Regions from separate parts of the Homo sapiens genome. Here region 2 is linked to region 1. Evidence: chromatin loops called from intact Hi-C (ENCODE). Cell type or tissue: PC-9. All regions are shown on one strand.

What was found. Peaks named below come from ENCODE experiments on the same cell type or tissue, not always from the same donor. Only the 100,000 strongest peaks of a DNase experiment are listed, where the experiment ranks them.
Region 2: a loop joins it to region 1, with 6 times the contacts of the local background. A loop is called at or near these places in 3 of 110 quality-filtered maps.

The regions. Positions count from the first base shown.
Region 1 is chr7:80,560,224-80,568,223 of GRCh38, reverse strand. No RefSeq gene overlaps it. Among named protein-coding and RNA genes, the nearest start is that of GNAT3, 52 kb to the right of the region's middle. In PC-9, no CTCF peak of the experiment used is centred here; a DNase peak (open chromatin) is centred at 4,103; H3K27ac peaks cover 533 bases.
Region 2 is chr7:80,495,842-80,503,841 of GRCh38, reverse strand. All of the region lies in intron 1 of GNAT3 (G protein subunit alpha transducin 3), which reads left to right. All of the region lies in intron 2 of LOC107986812 (a long non-coding RNA gene), which reads right to left. Among named protein-coding and RNA genes, the nearest start is that of GNAT3, 12 kb to the left of the region's middle. In PC-9, no CTCF peak of the experiment used is centred here; a DNase peak (open chromatin) is centred at 4,411; H3K4me3 peaks cover 336 bases; H3K27ac peaks cover 2,165 bases.

The DNA.
Region 1 (8,000 bases):
ATAAACTCCAACAGTTTTCAACCAAGTACAGCAAAAATTAAGTATGAAGTTTTAAAATATATATACAGATGGCTGGGTCATTACTTGGAGACTCTGTTTAGTAGGCTAAGTGTGCTGCAGAGAGATTGACAAAAATAAAATAAACAATAACAAAAACACCTTGACAACTAGAATTTTAAAACATTGATCTGGTTATTGGAGTATCTAAGTTTAAAATAGATTATTTCCTCCTGAAATAATCTGGTGATCCTGCTGGAAATAATAATCTATTCTAAACATACAAAAAGTGTAATATCCAGCCAAAAAGAAAAAGTCAGGAGTTTACTTTATTTGTGCTGTTTCCATAAATTCTAGGAGAAATAAAACAACAAACAGGATAATAGAGAGTATATACATTAAAGAGTACCTTTGGGATATTTTCTGAAACAACTAAAATCAGACAATTTGTTTGTTTTAAGTTTGCCTACCAAGTTTTTGATACTTCTGCCTTCAAGAGGTAGATCTTAATTCCTTTCCTCCTGGGTGTGGGGGCTGAACATGGTGACTTATTTTTCTGAGGTGACTGTGTTTAAGGGAGAGACTGCAACGCTGCAGCAAGCATGTACAATAAAATACTCCACCAATCTTTCTCCAAGGGGACCTCAAACCATTTACCAGAATAGTTGTGCAAAAGGTAGGGAAATTACCTAGACCTTTTCAGGGCCTCAACATATAATTTGTCATTGATAACCTGGAGACATAAAAGGAAGCATGACTCCCCAGTTAGGGTATGGGTTGAAGTAGATACAGGTGATAAAAAAGACTCTAAAGCCCAAGTCCAAGACACTCTGTGGTTATTTCCTTGATCTCTAAGTGCTGAACTGGGGTGGATACATTCTGCAGCTGACAAAATTTTTATATTGGTTTCTTGGCCTGTAGAATGAGTCGTTAGCATATACTAACGACTTAGCATAGGATAAGAAAAAACAAGAGAATCGGATAGCATAGGATAAGAAAAAACAAGAGAATGCCCATAGAATTTCTCACTTCTGAGACTTCAGAAACAAAACCATATTCTGAGTAGAATTGCAAGGTTTAGTACCCTCCTCAAAAATTTACGTGTGATGGTTATCCTGACATTCCCATTTAATTCATTTGAACGGCTTTTGCAAAAACTCTATGGCTGGCAATGGTCTACCACAGACTTAACCGGGTGGCCTCCATTGCAGCTGCAATGTGGATGTGTTGTTTTTATTTGAACACATGAACACAACATATGATACTTAGTGTATATCTATTGATCTGGCATATATATATATATATATATATATATATATGTATTTATATATATATATATGTATTTATATATATATATGGCAATCCCCATCAATAAATACAATAAATAAATCATTATGCTCTTACATAGGAAGGGCAGCGGGCTATGATCATGGACCAGGCTATGTTAAATTGCTTGCTGTCTGTCTCTTTCATAATACAGTACACAGGATGCATAATCATCTTTACATTCTGCAGAATGTCACTCTGTCTACAGTGAAAGAGAATATAACATTATGCAAATTGGACCAGGTAAGTATAAAGTACAAGTATTCTAAGCCTAGTTAGACACAGTGATATTGTGATTTATAATTTAAAAAATATACATTTGGTCTTTGTCCCATTTCTGGCGCAGAGTTTCTAAAACACTTAGAATTTCCTAAGTGATAAGAGCAATAAAGGTAAAGGAGCATTTTCTATTATTCATAATAATCCCTTTTTAACCACATCTGAGTTTATGTTAATGAGGTGATTTTTTGAAAACTCACTAGACCTAAGAAAAGAGATAGACAGCAACATAATAATAGTGGGGTTGGGGAAGAGTGGCCAAGAAGGCCGACTAGAAGTAGTTAATGTGTGTGCCTCTCATGGAGAGGAACAGAAGAGGTAAGTAAATACAACACCTTCAACTGAAACATCTAGGTACTCACATTGGAACTAATCAAGGAAACAATTCAGACCAAGGAGAATGGAGAAAGGCAAGGCTGGGTGAAGGCCCACGCAGGGAGCCAAAGAGAAGCTCCCCTGCCCTGAGAAGCAGTAAAAGAATGTGCGACCCTGGAAACCCATGCTTCTCCCATGGATCTTTGCAACTCTCAGGTCAGGAGGTCCCCTCATGAACCCAGCCCACCAGGGCCTTCAGTTTGACACAAAGAGCTATCTGTCTCAGCAAAGGAGCCACTCATGCATGCATGGAGACGCGGGAGCTTTAAATACTCTGGCTTTCTGGGCATCCCAGCAAAATTAGCTGCAACTTTGTCAAAGTGGGAGGTTAGACCCCTGTACATACCCCTAGGAAAAAGGCTGAATCCAAGGGGCTGAGCAGTGATGGTTTGCAGGTTCTGCTTGGAACAGAACCTTATGTTGCAGGATAAGACACGCTGGCTTGGAATTCCAGCCAGCCATTGGTAACAGCATTGTGCTTCCCTGGGACTCAGCTCCCAGGGGCAGGGGCAGGCCGCCATCTCTGCTGTTTGGGTGGCTTAGCCATTATGGCCTTTGGGCTTTGGAGAGTCCAAACCAACTGAGAGCAAAAGGGATTCCCCCAGTGCAGCACAGCTGCTCTACCAAAACATAGTCAGACTGCTTCTTTAAGTGGGTCCCCAATCCCGTTACTCCTCAGTAGGTGGGACCTCCCAACCAGGGCCTCCAGCCACCCGCACCAGTGTTCTCTGGCCAACAGAGATTTAAAGACTCCCTGGGACAGAGCTCCCAGAGGGAGGGGCAGGCCACCATCTTTGCTGTTTGGGCAACTTAGCCTTTCCAGCCTTCAGGCTTTGGAGAGCCCAAGCTGACCAGGGTTAGAAGTGGTACCCCAGCACAGCACAGCTGCTCTACAAAAATGTGGCCAGACTGCTTTCTAAAGCAGGCCTCAATCCCATTCCTCATCGCTAGGTGGACCCTCCTAATGGGTCTCCACCTATCCCCACCAGTCTTCTCCAGCTGACAGAGGTTTCAGGCCTCCCTGGGACAGAGATCCCAGGGAGAAGGGTGGGCCTCTATCCTTGCTGTTTGGGTGACTTAGCCGTTCCAGCCTTCAGGCTTCAGAGTGTCTGAGGTGACTGGGGGCTGAAGAGGACCCTAAGCACAACACAGCTGCTTTACAAAAACATGGCCAGACTACCTTTTTATGTGGGTCCCTGACCCCATTTCTCCTGACTGGGTGAGACCTCCCAACTTGGGTCTCCAGCTACCTCCTACACGTGTGTTTGTGCTGACAACAGGCCCATACCTCCCTGGGACAGAGCTCCCAGAGGGAGGGGCAGGCTGCCATCTTTTCTGTCTCACAGCCTTCATTGATGATATCTCCAGGTACTAGAAAATCTGAGGTGACTAGGGACTGGAGTAGACCCCCAGCATAGCACAGCAGCCCTAAGGAAAAGTGGCCAGACTGTTACATGGATACCTGTTCCCCTGTCTCCTTACCAGGCAGGTCCTCCAGGTCTGGGCCTCTAGCCACTTTCTGCCAGAGTGACTGAGCCAGTAGCAACTCAGCAGCTCCCCAGACAGAGCCTTTAGAGGCAAGTGAAAGCCTCTCTGCCACTGCCTCTGCAGTGGAAACATTCTTGCTACCCTTGAATTAATAAAGGAGCGAAGACCCTAAGTACCTTGTCCACACCTCCAATAGGCTGCAGTCGAACCAAAGAGACAAGGCAAGTCCATCTCCCACAGTAGGGTCCCACATACCCACAATTCTTGTCACCAGAGAGGGAACCCCTGGCTTGGGCCCACAGCACAGAACAGGGCTGATTACACTGAGCGATTGCTAACCTGTGTCTTTCTGGGGTTGAGCCCCCAGGAGACAAGTAAAGTGATGGATCAGCAAGCCAGCTCATGTTGTGCCCAGAGGGTTTGGTGCAGGAGAGTTTGTAGTTGGGAAGTGGCCAGGGATGGCCATCCCCCTAGGCTCGACTTGCTCCATAAAAGACATTAGCCCTTGGGGAATTATCAAACCTGATCTCTGTGGGGAAGTCTTGTACATCAGATAGGGCTGGTCTGACCTGAGAACTCCTTAGTCTGCTGGCCTCTCTTGGGGCCCCAGCCTGGCCACGCCTACTTACAAGGAAGTCTTGGGTGCCCTGGGGGCCCATACCATAGATAGCTTCTGTGCTAGTGAACCATGCCTGACCAGTGAAGAGTTCCAGCAAGGCAACCCCTAAGGCCATGCACCAGCCCTCACATTTTCTCCCCAGACTGCAGCTTCCCCTGTGCCCATGGCATTTCCCCACATCACTTTGCTGGCACAAGTTTGTACAGGCGGGTTTTGCTTTAATTGCCCCACCAGTACATGGGAGTGCAATATTTCCTCTGACTCCTGTCGACCAGCATTGCAAAAGGAGCCTTGGTGAGCATACAGCCAGCAAGCCCCATCCCTGCCAGCACCCTGCTTTTGTGCTAATGGTGCACAGAGAACAGGGGATCCTCCCACGCAGGTGGTCAGCACCCCATCCCAAACCAACACCACATCCTGTGCAACAGCATACAGTCTCCATCGGGGCACCACCCGCTCCCCCTCCAACTGCCTTGCATCTGCCACTGTGGTGAATGCCCACAGGGAGGCAGGCACCCCTATACCCACTAACACTTGGTTGTGGCTGCTGCACCTTGGTCACCTTGGTCCCCCTGGCATAGTAAACTTCAAACCTCAAGGAGCCAGAAAACAAAGTCGGGGCTCAATACAAGTCCCCCAGAATTACAGCATGCAGTCCAGGAGTTGGGAGCTGAAAGTTCACTCCCTAAAATCCTCCAGAAATGAAGCCAGTTAGCTGAATCCACCTTATATCACAATCAAACCCTCAAGGTCATCAGATAAGATAAAAGAAAAAAAAACCCATCCAAAGGTCAGCAACCTCAAAGTTTGAAGGTAGATAAGCCCACAGAGATGAGAAATAATCAGCACAAGAATGCTGAAAACTAATAAAGCTAGAGTGCCTCCTTTCCTCCAAATGACTGCATCACCTCTCCAGTGAGGGTTCAAAATTTGGCTGAGGCTCAGATGGCTGAAATGACAGAAGTAGAATTCAGAACATGGATAGGAACAAAGTTCACTGAGCTACAGAAGTACACTATAATCCAGTGCAAGGAAGTGAAAGATAAAATAAAACATTGCAGGAGCTGACAGACAAATAGCCAGTATAGAGAAGAAAATAAGCAGTCTGACAGAGCTGAAAAAACACACTACAAGAATTTCATAATGCAATCACAATTATTAATAGCAGAATAGAACAAGCAGAGGAAAGAATCTCAGAGCTTGAAGACTGTCCTTCTGAAATAAGACAGGCAGACAAGAAGAGGGAAAAAGAGTGGAAAAAAAAATGAACAAAACCTCCAAGACATATGGGATCATGCAAAGAGGCTAAGCCTATGACTGATTGGTGTACCTGAAAGAGATGGGAAGAACAGAACCAACCTGGAAAACGTATTTTAGGATATCATCCATGAGAACTTCCCCAACATAGCTAGAAAGACCAACTTTCAAATTCAGGAAATGGAGAGATCCCCAGTAAGATACTCCATCAGAAGATCATCCCCAAGACACATAGTCATCAGATTCTCCAAGGTCAAAATGAAAGAAAAAATGTTAAAAGGCAGCTAGAGAGAAAGGCCAGGTCACCTACTAAGGTAAGCCTGTCAGACTAACAGCAGACCTCTCAGTTGAACCCTACAAGCCAGAAGAGATTGGGGGCTAATATTCAACATTCTTAAAGAAAAGAAATTTCAATCCAGAATTTCATGTGGCCAAACTAATCTTCATAATTGAAGAAGAAATAAGATCCTTTTCAGGCAAGCAAATGCGGAGGGAGTTCGTCACCACCAGGCCTGCCCTGCAAGAGCTCCTGAAGGAAGCACTAATTATGGAAAGGAAAGACCTTTACCAGCCACTAGAAAAACACACTGAAGTACAAAGACCAGTGACACTATAAAGCAACCACATAAACAACTCTGAAAAATAACCAGCTAACATCATTATGACAGGTTCAAATCCACACATATCAATAATAACCTTAAATATAAATGGGCTAAATGTCCTAATTAAAAGACACAAAGTGGCAAGCTGAATAAAGAACCAAGACCCATTGGTATGCTGTCTTCAAGAGACCCATCTCACATGCAATGACATACATAGGTTCAAAATAAAGGGATGGAGAAAAATCTACCAAGCAAATGAAAAACAGAAAAAAGCAGGGTTGCAATCCTAGTTTCTGACAAAACAGACTTTAAACCAAAAAAGAGTAAAAAAAAAAGACAAGGGCATTATGTAATTGTAGAGGGTTCAATTCAGCAAGAAAACCTAACTATCCTGAATATATATCCTAAATATATATGTTCTAAATATATATCCTAAATATATATCCTAAATATATATATATGTTCCCACACAGGAGCACACAGGAGCACCCAGATACATAAAGCAAGTTCTTAGAGACCATCACAGAAACTTAAACTTCCACCTAATAATAGTGGGAGAGTTTAACACCCCACTGACAATATTAGACACTTCATTGAGAGAGAAAATTAACAAAGATATTCAGGACATGAACTCAGCTCTGGATCAAATGGACCTATGGACACACAGAACTCACCACCCAAAAACAGCAGAATATACATTCTTCTCATTGCCAGTGGCACATACTTTAAAATCAATCACATTGTCAGAATAAAACACTCCTCAACATATGTAAAAGAACTGAAGTCATAACAAACAGTCTCTTGGACAGCACAATCAAATTAGAAATCAAGACTAAGACATTCACTCAAAACCATACAATTACATGAAAATCAAATGACCTGTTTTTGAATGACTTTTGTTTTTGTTTGTTTGTTTGTTTCTTTGAGACAGGGTCTCGCTCTGTTCCCCAGGCTGGAGTTCAGTAGTGCAATCTCAGCTCACTGTAACCTCCACCTCCTGGGTTCAAGCAATTCTCCTGACTCAGCCTCCTGAGCAGCTGGGATTACAGGCATGTGTCACCACACCCAGTTAATTCTGAATGACTTTTAGGTAAATAATGAAATAAAGACAGAAATCAAGAAGCTCTTTGAAACAAATGAGAACAAAGATACAACATACTAGAATCTCTGGGACACAGCTAAGGCAGTGTTAAGAGGGAAATTTATAGTACTAAATGCCCACATCAAAAAGTTAGAAAGATCTCAAGTTAACAATCTAACATCACAACTAAAACAACTAGAGAACCATGAACAAACATATCCCAAAGCTAGCAGGAGACAAAAAATAACCAAAATCAGAGTTAAACTGAAGAAGATAGAGACAAAAAAAAAACACCATTCAAAAGATCAATGAATCCAGGAGCTGTTTTTTTGGTGCAAAAATGAATAAAATAGACTGCTAACTAGACTAACAAAAGAAGAAAATAGAGAAGATTCAAATAAGCACAATCAGAAACAACATGGGGGATATTACCACTGACCCCATGGAAATACAAACAGCCATCAGAGAATATTAGGAACACTTCTATGCATATAAGCTAGAAAATTTAAAATAAATAGATAAATTCTTGGGCATATCCATCCTCCTAAGATGGAACCAGGAAGAAACTGAATCCTTGAACAGAACAATAAAGTGCTATGAATAAATAACCTACCAACCAAAAAAAGCTGAGGAACAGATGGATTCACAGCTGATACATTCAGATGTACAAAGAAGAGATGATACCATTTTTACTGAGACTATTCCAAAAAATTGAGGAGGAAGGACTTCTCCCTACCTCATTCTGTGAGGCCAGCATCATCCTGAAACCAAGAGCTGGCGGAGATACAACAAAGAAAGAAAACTTCAGGCCAATATCCTTAATAAACATCAATGCAAAAATCCTCAACAAAGTGCTTCAAACTGAATCCAGCTGCACATCAAAAAGCTTATCTAACACAATCAAGTAGGCTTTATCCCTGGGATGCAAGGTTGGTTCAACATACACAAATCAATAAATGTGATTCATCACAGAAAC
Region 2 (8,000 bases), 64 kb after region 1:
GATATGACTCTAAAATTCTTTCTTTTGCTCAATTTGTTGACCCATATTCATAAATTCCTTGTATCTGTCAGTGACCTGATCACACTTTGGGAGATCTCAAAATAATTTCCCAACTTTACTTTGCTGCCCATGTATCTTTATGTTTTCCATGAGGTGCCTTGTTATGTCCTTTCCCATTATATCCACTTGATATTTCAATCCTCCTTAGCTTTATGACTATTCCCTCTCCATTGTCCAAAAGTCAATGTTGTCACAAGATTTAGTTTTAGCTCTATCTCTATTGGCATAAATCTCATATTTTTCTCTTTACTGCTTCTGTTATTGCTTTAATCTATGAGAAAATCTTATGAAATAGATATTACTTTCATGATATAGATAAGAAGAAAATGACAACTTAAGAATATAGTTTGGTTTCCAAATATCAAATGTTTATTTACAGCCAAGCAAAGCCTTTTATTTGTATGTGTCAGTTTTAAGTTAATGTCTGCATTCTAATTTCTATGAGAACAAAGAACATATCTGCTTTTGTTCTTTATTGAATTATGGCACAGGAAAGAATGCATGTATGGTGAATGGAAGAATGACAGAATCAGAATCTAAAATATTCTTGTGATTTGTTCATGGTGGCTAGAACACAGGTATACCTTTGCATGTAGAAATGAGCTAGAAGAAAGTCATTTATATGTTATTGCATAGGAATTTTATTTTGTATCTGTAGTCAATAAGATGATATTGATAGGTTTTTTAACTATGTAACTAAAATGATAGTACTTGGCTTTTTTTAAAAAAAATAAAGACTACCCTGGCTATACTATGGCTCAAAGATTTAATGAGGAGGATAAAGGTAGGTAGGACAATTAGGAAACTGTTACTATTGTGCAAATTCTTGATGCAATTCTGAATTAATGCAGAAATTTTAAGTTTGAAAATAAGATTTGAGGAATGTTAGGAGACAAAGTGACAGAACTTGGTGGCAGACTGCATGTGGACGGTAAATGAGAGGAGTGATTGGGGTGGAATTGGTTATGGTTGATTATGTTATTCACTGGTATGTGAAATGCAGGATAAATATGAGGCTGGGGAAAAGGGAAAGGGATGATAATTTAGGATATTCAAACCTATGTTTTTTTTTTTTAGCAGGACCAAATGGATATCTATTAGATCAACATATGGGTCTGAAAATTAGGAGGGATAACTCTAGTAAGAACTACATGCTTGATAAATTCAATCCTCCATTTTCCTTATTTTATATTTTCCTTTGTCCAGATATCAGTATAGGCAAACCATGTGATTAACCAAGGCCTTTTTAAAAATCGTTGTTGCAATATGTATTTATACTAAAAAATAGTATACATGACTATTCCCACAATTAATGAACACTTAGACAAATATCTGCAACAGACCTGTGTGGGAAAAATCATGTAATTTTGTATTTTAGTGTTGTCATTTTTTAGCCTAAAAGGTATGTTAATAAGAAAAGAAAAATGAAATATCTGTTAAAATGCTTCTCACAATCCAAGAAAGCTCATATAACATTTTTAAACCACTTTATTGAGATATGCTTGATATGCAAAAGCTATACATATTTAATGTATGCCACTTGATGAGCTTGGAGATAAGTATACACCTGTGAAATCGTCACCACAATCCACACAGTAGACTTCTCCGTCACCTATAAAAGTTGTTTCCTGTCCTCTTATTTATTGTCACTATTATTATAAGAACACTTAACATAAGATCTACCCTCTTAGTGAATTTTTAAGTATCCAGTACATTATTGGTAACTATAGGCACTATAAATATTATCAGATATTTTAAAAATAAGTATAAAATGGAAAGTTGGAATATCTAAATAAAAGATCATTAAAAAGGAAAGATAGTATATAGCTACAATATTCTTTCTCATGAATGAAACATACTTAGTTTGGCTGATGAGGAATTTTACAGATTCATGATGCTTATTTTTTCTGTATCACAGAAATAGGTACTTGTAGTCATATAAGTATATCTGACACCATATGTTTACTGATATGACAAACTGAAAATCCACATTATTTATACAATATTCATCTAAAATATTTACATTGAATCTAATCAGAGAATACAGATAATTGAATATATTTAGAAAATTGTCTTAGACTTTAGAAAAATGCCAATGTCAACAAAACAAAATAACAAAAATATTACAAGGAAAATGTTATAAATTAAAAGAGCTTAAAAAGCATAACGACAAAAGAAAGTGTGAAACTTGATTGGATCATGAATACAAGAAACAAAAAAGGTATGGGAAACATTTTTTTGAAACAATCAGATAAATTTGAATATGGAGTATATAGTATTAGATAACATTTAGAATTAATATAAATTTTCTTAAGCATGCAAATAGTATTTTGGTTTTGTAGAAAAATTGTCTTATTCTTAGAAGATGCATTTCAAAATATTTATGGGTAAAATGTCTAATAAAGATTCAGCAAAACAAAACATAAAACTATGTTCATATATGTATATGTAAATGTATACATACATATGAGAAAGAAAGCAAACAGGACAAATAATTCAGAAAGGGGAAGGGTATAAAATGCGGGCTTCCATAACACTATATTCTTGAACTTCTGTAAGTTTTTAAATTAATTATCAAAATAAAAAGTTTGGGAAAAATAAACAATGTGTTTTTTTGGCAAAAGAAAATGTACAAATTTATCTGCAAATTTATTCATATTGCTTTATAAGGGAATTCTATCAAACAGTCCATGGGCAGAGCATTTCAAAATTACATAAACATTTTTAGAAAATTCTTTTCAATTTATTATTTGACAACTTTGACAACAAAATTTGACAAAGACAATGGCAGGTCAATCATCCTCACAGACATAAATATAAAAACCAAAGCCAAATATTAGCCAACCAATGCCAGCAATACATAAAATGCAAAAAGAGAAAAGGTTGGGGGGACTTTTGGGGGAAGATGGATTATCCCAACAATGCATGTTTAAAATACTACTAGAAAATCATTAACATTATTTACTACATTATCAAATTAAAAGAGAAAAATCAAAAGAATGTCAGGAGGTGCCAAAAAATAATTAAATAAAATTCCTTATCAATTCCTGATTGAAAAAACACCAATTAAAGTAGAAATAGAAGAGAATTTCCTTAGTCAGATAAACTGTAGGTACAAAAACCTTCAGTAACTATCATACCTAATGGCCAACATTTAGCATTGTTCACTAGAGATAGTGAACAAGGACTTATGATTAATAGGTTTCCTGTTAACAGAATAGACCCTAGAGTATGACATAGTTTCCTGCCCTTGACCTTCTCTTCAATACTCCTATCAGGGATTTTGGTGAAGGGGGATAAAGCAGGCATTTCAAACTTGAGATTCAGTTTGGAAGGATATAGTGACAAAACCAAGTCAGACTTCCAAATAACCTCTACTAGCAGAAATGCTTGCCGCAAATAAGCAAAATGGAATTTAATAAATATCTTTATTGAGGTTCAAAATCAATTAGATACACGTGGTTTGTGGGAGGATCTGTTTGGTAAGAGATGTGAAAAAAAGTAGAAAAACTTTAATTACCACAAGCTGAGTGTAGGCCAAAAAAAAAAAAGGAGGCAAACTAATCATGGTCTTTATTAAGAAAATTACTTATTTATAAACAAGCCCACCAGGAGTGAGGCAGGTCTAGGTGGCAGAATGTCAGTGCTGTTCATAAATCTGGTATCTACAGCATAATTTTCAGTACTGCATTTCGGAAAGACATTGGCTCTTACATGGGGTATGGTTCAGAGGACAAATAATCTAAAAATCATGTTCCACAAGAAAGGAGTAAAGGAGTGGATCATATTATACTTGAAATATTTCTTTAAAAGGATATGAGCACATTCTTCAAATAATAGAAAATACTTAAAGCTCACTATATATTAGTGTATGTTCTAGGTAATTTATATTTGTGATCTAATCCTCCCAAGTTTTAGCCCAATTTTATAATAGAGGAAACTGACTTTCAGTGAGACCAAATTTGATCAAGACACTTAGTCACAGTCAGAGATGAGTGCAAGCTCATATCTATTTAGTTCCAAAACATGATGAATCCAGCTATGTGATGGGCTGTCATGTGCAAAGGACAGAGAATTTTGATGTCACTCCATAAAAAGGAGAAATAATACATGGAACAAAATTAAGTTGGCTCAAAAGAGACTACCCTAAAAATCTTTTATACCAACAGTCTACCTGTGAATGATAAGCTGACACAGCAATACCAGTATGCCTCTGAAAGTACACTGCTTTCAAGGCCAGGTGTAGGGGCTCATGCTTGTAATTCCAGCAGTTTGTGAGACAGGCAGGAGGATTGCTTGAGGCCAGGAGGCCAAGGCTGCAGTGAGTCATGATCATGCTACTGCACTCAAGCCTGGCAACAGAGCTAGATTCTGTCTCAAAACAAACCAACAAAAAAAGTACACCGCTCTCATACTAATTTATAAAAAATGCATTTAAAATAATTTCTAAAGTGTTGAAACCATTTTGGTATTTATCAGTGCCTACTTAAAAAAGAAAGCGATATGACACAGCTTTAGTAAGAGTCAGAATACATAGTTTCTTTGTTTGAAGACAGATCTGAAACTTTGGATGATTATCATAATCTCTATTGGATTCATTTTTCTCACGCATAGACTGAAGAGATGTGCATAGCTGGTTGATTTCTAAGGTTTCTTTCTACTATACAATTATGTGATTTTTAAGACCACCTACAAAAAAAAATCTTATGTGTGATTACAAGTCACAATGTTGTAATCTCATTTTGCCTGTTTGAACAAGTCATCCAAAATGAGCAATCAAGCCTTGTGTGTGTTCAATTGAAGTTCAGTTACATGTATAAATATTGGGTAGATTTAAAATTCTTTTTAATATTTTCAGATTTAAAAATGTAGAACAGGATTCCTTACTTATTCTTATTAAAAATAAAATAATTTATGAGTATCTAAGTATGAATTAAGTATAAATTTAAATATTTAATTATTTGTAACATTATCTATTTCAAAGAAACAGATGCATATCTTGTTAAAATTCTCTTGGTACCCCTTGACCCAGAAACTAATATTAGCGATGACCACAATTTGGAAGGAAGAGATTATTTCAGGACACCATCAGCGGATGTGAACATGCTGTTATAATGTCTATATTTGGCTCTGTAACATGATCTAATCTCACAAGACTGAAATGACTATTGTGAACTATGACCTAGAATTATTGTGAGAATGGGGCTCAATAATTTATTTTTGAAATAACTTTGCAATAGAGTTCCAAATAATAAATGAGATTTTAAGTAGATAGGCTTTTCTTTAGGAATTTTCCTCTTAATGCTGTAATTGACTATACTGGACCTTTACATAGAAGACTGAAGTCACTACATAAAGCAAGGATGGTACAGACACCTTTTTAAAGGCTTTCAAGGGAAAATATTAACTTTTAATATGTAGTTTCATTTAAAAGTACATGCCATTTTTAAAAAAGTGATTGATTATTCTGCTTACCTTAAACACAGCATGAATTACCAGCTAAGTTACAAATAATTGTTATACAATAACATACCCTGTAGCCTTAGAAATACTTTTGGAAATGCCACAACTTAGTGTTATCTGTATGATTACCAAATGGCCATATTTATGAAGTACAGAAGACCATTCTGAATGTACATTAACTGACACAGTCTAAAAGTCACTTTTTTCACAAATTTATAAATTTTCAACTAGTCAATAACATATAGTGAATAAAATAAAATTCGGTTGTGATTTTTTAATCTGCCTAAAAGTGGTTCTTAATCAATAAAATATTTCTCTATAATACATATGCTGATACAATTCTAGAAAATCATTGACACACTTTTTCTCATTAGGCTCAATATCTCAAGATAGACAATTCATTTAAAAGAAAGTGGTCTAAATTATTTTCACTTTATTGTAGAAATTATATCATCTTTTAAATAAATTTAACTGACATTCAGAAATGAGACTTTTTTCTCATTTCTAGTTGAATACTTTGGTTGAACAAAATACAACATTAAACATACCTGCATGAGCAAGTACTGCAGTTCCTACTGAGCCCATTGACTTTTCTTCCACATCCCCACTGCTCTGTAATTTAAGACAGTGTGTGTGTATATATGTATGTATATACGTATATGTATATACGTATATGTATATACGTATATGTATATACGTATATGTATATACGTATATGTATATACGTATATGTATATACGTATATGTATATACGTATATGTATATACGTATATGTGTATATATATAGAGAGAGAAACAAGATATTCTGATATTCTGTCATTTGTACAGGATGATGCTAGAATTTCGAATATTCAGTTCCATTGTTAGAGATTTTAAAATAAAACCTATCAAGGACAGTTTTATAATATTATTGTATGACTTTTCCCAAAGTGATGCACTTCCTACAGCAAAATAGTGAGTTATTTAAAGCCAGCAAACCAGACTATTGTGCAAAGCTCATTCATTTTTGAATGAGTTGCCACTCTCACAAACAATTCTCAGCCATGCAAAATGATAGGGTCAGTTGTCTTCGGAAAATGGGCAAGATGATTTTATTTTATTCTCAACTGTTTCATTCTTGGGCATTGCAGCCTCTAGTAAATGAGATGGTTATACCCAATCTGTCAGTTTGTGTTTGATTATGTAAAGAAATTTTAGCAAGTTACTTTGATTTTTGCATCTATCAACTTTGTTGTCATATTTCACTATCAGTGATGGAGAGCCAACTAGCATAAAATCATGGAGAGGTGTGTTCTTGAAGTTTTCCCAAGGGAAAGAATCTATATATCACCACCAGAAAATGAAACATAATTTCCCATAGCTTTACCACTCTTATTTCCTCACTATCACATAAGGTGGACAGCTGTTTCAGACAACTGCAGAAACTAGATATATTTACATATGGCTATGACCAAAAAAAAAAAAAGAAAAGTTGTCCTGAATAGAACTAAATTTAGGTGTAGCTATATCTGTTCATCGAGGCTTAAGAAAACATTGTAAATCATGCAGAAACATTTCAGTGAGGAAAAAATGATGCGCAGTACAAAGGACAAAATCTCATTTCTGAAGTATGAGTCAAAGAATTCATTTGTTTTATTGAGATTCTACTGAGTTAGGCACTGTTCTAGGTGCTTTGGCTAAATCAGTGAACAAAGCAGATAGAGATTCTTTGCAACGTGAAATTTACTTTGCAGTGATGAAAGGAACATTTTTAAATAATATATGAATTATTCCTAAGCATGTAGAAGAAGAAAAGTGTTAGGAGAAAAGTGTTAGGAAAGAAGTGAAGGTAGAATAGGGAAATGAAGACTGAGTGGGTGAGAGTCGAATTAGAAATTTAAATAGGGTGGGTTGGGTGCAGTGGCTCATGCCTACAATCCCAGCACTTTGGGAGGCCGAGGCAGGCAGATCACTTGAGGCCAAGAGTTTGAGACTAGCCTAACCAAAATGGTGAAACCCTGTCTCTACTAAAAATACAAAAATTAACTGGGCATGATGGCGCACACCTGTAATCCCAGCTACTCAGGAGGCTGAGGCAGGAGAATCGCTTGAACCCAGGAGGCAAAGGTTGCAGTGAGCAGAGATCTTGCCACTGCACTCCAGCCTGGGTGACAGAGCGAGATTCCATCTCAAAAAGAAAGACTCTTCTGGATATTGGCCTAGGCAAAGAATTTGTGACTAAGACTTCAAAAGCAAGTGTAACAAAAACAAAAATAGGCCAATGGGACAAACGAAAAGCTCTGCACAGAAAAAGAAATAATCAACAGAGTAAACAGACGTCTAAAGAATGGGAGAAAACATTTGCAAGCTATGCATCAAACAAAGGACTAATACCCAGAATCTACAAGGAATTCAAACAACTCAACGAGAAAAAAGCAAATAGCTCCATCAAAAAGTGGGCAAAGGACATGAACAGATATTTTTCAAAGAAGACATAC